Regions from separate parts of the Homo sapiens genome. Here region 1 is linked to region 2. The links are chromatin contacts, found by Hi-C or POLR2A ChIA-PET in ENCODE. All regions are on one chromosome and are shown on one strand. Each heading gives the region's core, a stretch centred on a gene start or an enhancer-like site at or near the end of the contact. The rest is flanking DNA. Distances are from core to core; before and after follow the strand shown.

Region 1 (2,700 bases), core at 97-2,596, 290 kb before region 2:
CCATTCTGACTGGTGTAAGATGATATCTCCTGGTTTTAAGTTGCATATAATTTACTTTTTAATTTTTTTTAATTTTAAATTACTCTTCTTCATATTGACCTACCTTTTTTTTTTTTTTTTTTTTCCTTTTTGAGACAGGGTGTCCTCTGTCACCCAGGCTGGCGTGCAGTGACACAATCACAGTTCACTGCAGTTTCCACTTCCCAGACTCAGATGATTCTCCTGCCTCAGCTTCCCAAGTAGCTGGGAGGCATGCACTACCATGCACAGCTAATTTTTGTATTTTTTGTAAAGACAGGGTTTTGCCGTGTTGACCAGGCTGATCTCAAATTCCTGGGCTCAAGCAATTGCCTACTTCAGTCTCCCGAAGTGCTGGGATTACAGGCATGAGCCACTGTCCCTGGCTGACCTGCCTTTTAATGTAAACTTATGTGTATTGCCATGAAATCACAGTTTTGAGGAATGATTTTTGTTTTAATACATCTTAAAATGAACATGTAACCATTAACATGAGAACTATATGTTGATAATAACTGTATGTTCCAACGGTGGTGTGGCATCATGTTCTAAGAAACACTGGCTTCAGGGCTTCTGAAGGAAACCATAGCCTGGACTGCCCAGACCCTGTTTTTTGGACTCTTTAATATGAGCAGCACTGATGCTTCTGCAGGAGCACTGGGGATTCTGGAATGGAGTCAGGGTGATTTTTGGACAATGTATTGACTGCAGCAAAGAGCACCTTCCTGTGCCCAGCAGGCTGCGTGAAAGCAGACTGCTCCTACCCAGTGCCAGGGCACCTAAGAGGGTGACGAATGGCAGTGGGCTGTCCCTCCAAAGCCGTGTCCAAAATGCTTTTTATGCTTGGCCACAAATTTTGTAAAAACCTATGCAGCGACTAGAGAGTAGGAAAAAAAATACCCAAATTCCCTGCTGACTCTGAGGTGCTTGTTTACAAAGTGAAACGTCCCTGGTGAATTGTTTCATTTACAATTAAATCTAACAATAAGCTATTGTGGCTAAATTAATTTCAAGCTAATTTCACAGGAACCCCATGTCCTGTATCAATTCTAAACAAAAGAGTGTGGTGTCGGGCAATATGACTCATTCTGAAGCCAGGCCTCCAGGAGGAGCTCCAGGAGGTTGATGAATAAATGCTAGGTTAAGAGAGCAATGCTCAGGTACCCTGCAGGCCAGGCACACTGCTGTGACGGGTTCTGGAAGCCCCTGTAGGTTGTGCCAGTCACGTACCAGAGACTGGCTTTCTACTGAGAGCACCAACCCCTGAGCAGCCCTTGACTGAGGCAGAGTTTTCCACTAGAACCTGGCCCGCTCTGACCACAGCCTGGAGGAGCCCGGTCCTGGCCACGAGTGTTTCTGCGTAGGGTCTTTAGTCCTATGGACACCTTGATGGGCCAAACACCTTCACAAATAGCATCCCACTTCATCCTCGCCCTGAGAAGTCCGCATGGGTCTCTCCTTTTTATGATGCAATAAGTAAGCTCAGAACCACCCCGAGTAATCATCTCAAAGCCATGTAAGAAGGAACTTTCAGAGCTAGGGTTTCCACCCAGACCTAGTGAGCCTGGTCCTTCTGTCCCTTCAGAGAAACAGTGGCCATAAAGATCCCCTACTCCATCTAGTTGGTCCCCCCCATCTCCCCACAGTGAAGATCTCTGAAGTTTATCTGGAAGCTTTTTCCTTTGAGTTTCAGATTTGACTCTGGTTCCCAATTTGGCTGATGTCAGTTACTCACATTTGAATGTGAGTGATTTTGAGAACAGACTTTGGGCCTCTCTGCTCTATGGTGGTGGGGGTGAGGAGGCCAAGGAAACCTCATCTCAGCCTCAGAAAGGGGAAGCTGAGGATGCCAGTGAGAAGCTTGGCAGGATACCTTTATTTTTAGGGGCAATGGCCACAGAGTCTTTTTCCTCATGCTGCTTTGTCAAAAGAACAGATCCGTGCACATCCCACCTTCTCTGGAACTAAGGCTCCAATGATGCATGAGTCTTCATTTTCACAAGCAATAAGCACCTGCCTGTGGGTGTTTTCAATTATGTTAGAGAATAATTCTTTCCTGGTTGGGCAACTGGTTTGGATTATTAAGATGACCTTCGAAAGAATTCACAGAGCGGGTCCTTCATAGGGTTTCTGAAGTGATGCATTTTAATTGAGATTGTTTCTGCAAAGGAAAAGATTAGGTCAGTGATACCACTCTCATGTTTCCTGTTTGCTCCCTGCCACTGTGGTCTCCTGTCTTGGCCTTCCCAAACGGGACAGGTTGTGTCTGAAGGCAAGAAGAGAACCATCGGTTGGAAAATCTGGAGTCCTGGGGAAGGAAGGCTGTGAGACGGTTTGCCTGTGTCAGGGCTTGGGGAGCATGACATTTGTGTACCTGAGCAGGATGTCATTTCCCGCTGAATAACCCGGGCACCTACCCAGCCTTTATTTTGGCCCCGACTGTGTGTTAAATGCAACCAATATCTCCTCTGAAAGCTCCTAAGAACAATCTGAATTGATGGGGCTGTTTTGTTTCCAGCCAAAGGATGCTGGTGGCATCAGCGAGGAAGGCAAACCCCGTGACCGTAAGAGCTGAACAAGGAGGCGGGAGCCATCTCTGCTGGCCAGGGTGATCGGTGCATTCAGGGGTGAGGAATGACAAGAGCAGTGCCCTGAAATATTTGTTTCTCTTCTTGTCGTGTT
Region 2 (2,700 bases), core at 69-2,568:
CTTTTGACCCAGCAGTATCACTACTAAATTATACACCCAATAGAAATGCATGCATGTTTTCACCAAAAGACATAGCCAAGAATATTCAAAGCTACATTATTTGTAATAGCCAAGAGTTGGAAACAGCCTAAATGTTCACCAAAAGTAAAACAGAAAAAATGTGATGTTAATATAAATAAAATGATTAAAACTACTCCTATGCTTAACAGCATGAATGGCTCTCACAATGTGTAGTGAAAGAAGCCAGATGCAAAAGAATCATACTGTACAATTCCATTTATATAACTGGAGGAGGAAGAAGGTTGTTAGTGACTGGGAAGGCTTTACCAGTCCAGAATCCCTTCCTGCCAGAAATTAGGTATTCTGTCTTATAAGATAGGAAATACACAATTCAGAGCTCCAAGATATAATATTTGTTGCATCTGTTGAGACCTAATATATCAGTATTTAACATTGAGCAGTGTTGCTATAAAAAAGAGTAAATGATCCTCTGGCACCTCCTCTGAGTGCTTTCCAAATTAGCAACACCAAGCCTTGCCAGCAGATGGCGGGCCCTGTACACATCTAGGCTGAATAGCCAACAAGAATTTAAGTTAATATTCCAGACTATTCTACAAAGTTACTTTTGTGTTTAGCCAAGTTGTTTCAAACTTTGCTACTTCTTTTCATCCTAATTCTTCACCCTGATATAATCACCACAATGTGCATGTTTAAACTGTATAATTTTCATTCAATTACTTTGCTTCATTTCCTTATTGAAATGTATTTTGTCCAAATTTATCTGCTTTAGAAATTAACAAGGTGTTTTGGATTTATGCACTTCTGTAGGTAAGCTTGAACCATGAGGGCCTTTTCTTTTGCCAGGTCTTGGAAGTGGAAGGCCAAGATAATTTCTCAGGCAGCGCTCATTGGATTTATGTCCCCCCCTTTTTTTTTTTTTTTTTTTTTTGAGATAGGGTCTTACTCTGTTGCTCTGGCTGGAGTACAGTTTCACAGTGACAGCTCACGGCAGCCTTGACCTCCTGGGCTCAAGCAGTCCTCCCCTCTCAGCCTCTTGACTAGCTGGGACTACAGGCACGTGCCACTGCACCCAGCTAATTTTATTTTTTTGTAGAGACAGGGTCTTACTACTATATTGCCCAGGCTGGGCTCAAGCGATCCTCCTGTCTCGGCCTCCCAAAGTGTTAGAATTACAGGCATGAACCACTGCACTCAGTCCTATGTCCCTCTTAAAAGGATATCTTTTAGTGTATCATCTTCCTGCCCTGCCTGTCCTTTTATGGTGCCCATCGCAACAGCCCAGTGCCTTTCTCCCTGGGCTGACAGATAAGTGCCGCGGGGTGACTCATGCTCCATGCCTCCCATCCCTGACTATGGCCTGAAACTTCTCTCCTTCTTCCTCTCCTCTGTTCCGGTGCTACTTCGTACAGTAATGGTTTGTTAACTTTGGAGAGTGAATCCAAATCATGTATTCTTATGTGCACAGTTATATTTCTTTAAATCTGGTAAAGAAAGTCACTTACAAAAAGGGGCAAATTTATCCCCAGTGTTAAGAATTATTTTCTATCCTGGTTATTGATAGATGCCCAGAGAGAAATAGTTGTCTTTGTATATACAGGCATATGCCATTGCACATGCATGCACACACACACACACACACACACACACACACATCCCTCTTTAAATTATCTTTCTATGCAGCATGATGATGACCTATTGAGACTATTGCTCCAGAACATGTGATTTTCCCCCAGCTCTCTCTGACTGCTTGACATGTCCTTGAAGTCTCCCACAGCATGTCCAGCGAACACTTTGCCTGGCATGACTGTGCTGAACTAACTCAGGAATGAGTAAACACTTTTATTTCCTCAGAGCATCAACAAGACGCCTCCCAAGTATTTCTAAGCAGTGTGCCATGGTGTCATTAACAATGTAGGCTCTGGGCCGGCATGATGGCTCATGCCTGTAATCCCAACACTGGGAGGCTGAGATGGGAGGATCGCTTGAGGCCCGGAGTTCAAGACCAGCCTGGTCAACATGGTGAATCCCCATCTCTATTAAAAACAAAAAAATGTAGTCTTTGGAGTCAGAAGCCCTGGGTTCAAATCAGTGTTTGTTCAAACTTCCCAGCTGTAGAACTTGGGTAGATCTTGTGCTTCCTGGGAGCCTCACTCTCCTCTCCTGTTGAAGTGAAAATAATAAGACCTCCAGGGGTTGCTGTGAAGATTAAAAAGATATTACTTTAAAGCATCTAGGTGCATGGGAGACCCTCAGAAGCAAGAAAGCAAGAAAGAAAAGGGCAATATAATTATCATTATGATCTAATTGAACATTTTCCTTTCTGCTGTTTCATCCCAGAGGTGATTTTAAATCAGGTACTTATATCACATATTAAGGTTTTGTACTTCAAGACTGCCCTTGGTGTGCAATTTTTTTCTGCATTTTTTCCCTGTGCCTTGGGAAGGCTACATTTTGTTTTCTTTGCTCTCATGAATCATCTAAGCTAAAATCAGACAATTGTATATACTTACTTCTTCTTTTTTTTTGTTTGTTTGTTTTTTGTCTTTGAGACTCTCTGTCACCCAGGCTGGAGTGCAGTGGCGTGATCTTGACTCACTGCAACATCCACCTCCCAGGTTCAAGCGATTCTCCTGCCTCAGCCTCCCAAGTAGCTGGGATTACACATGTGTGCCACCACGC

The links. Hi-C counts contacts between places; a loop is a spot of excess contacts on that map. ChIA-PET counts read pairs that join two places held with the same protein, here RNA polymerase II (POLR2A). Pooled maps may share reads with other maps.
Region 1: a loop to region 2 is called in a pooled map, with 2.1 times the contacts of the local background. The contact joins two enhancer-like sites. A Hi-C loop is called at or near these places in 1 of 50 pooled maps. POLR2A ChIA-PET finds 5 or more read pairs at or near these places in 2 of 52 experiments (A549 and activated T-cell).

The regions. Positions count from the first base shown.
Region 1 is chr15:99,503,362-99,506,061 of GRCh38, reverse strand. LOC105371019 (a long non-coding RNA gene) reads left to right here. Exons shown (of 3, transcript XR_001751710.2): 2 at 2,537-2,645. Among named protein-coding and RNA genes, the nearest start is that of MEF2A, 61 kb to the left of the region's middle. RefSeq lists an enhancer at 1,366-1,495. Within about 2 kb of position 1,346, at least 5 of the 41 ENCODE cell types and tissues checked have a DNase peak (open chromatin) inside an H3K27ac peak, as active enhancers do.
Region 2 is chr15:99,211,234-99,213,933 of GRCh38, reverse strand. All of the region lies in intron 8 of TTC23 (tetratricopeptide repeat domain 23), which reads left to right. Among named protein-coding and RNA genes, the nearest start is that of TTC23, 37 kb to the left of the region's middle. RefSeq lists a silencer at 1,744-1,944. Within about 2 kb of position 1,318, at least 6 of the 41 ENCODE cell types and tissues checked have a DNase peak (open chromatin) inside an H3K27ac peak, as active enhancers do.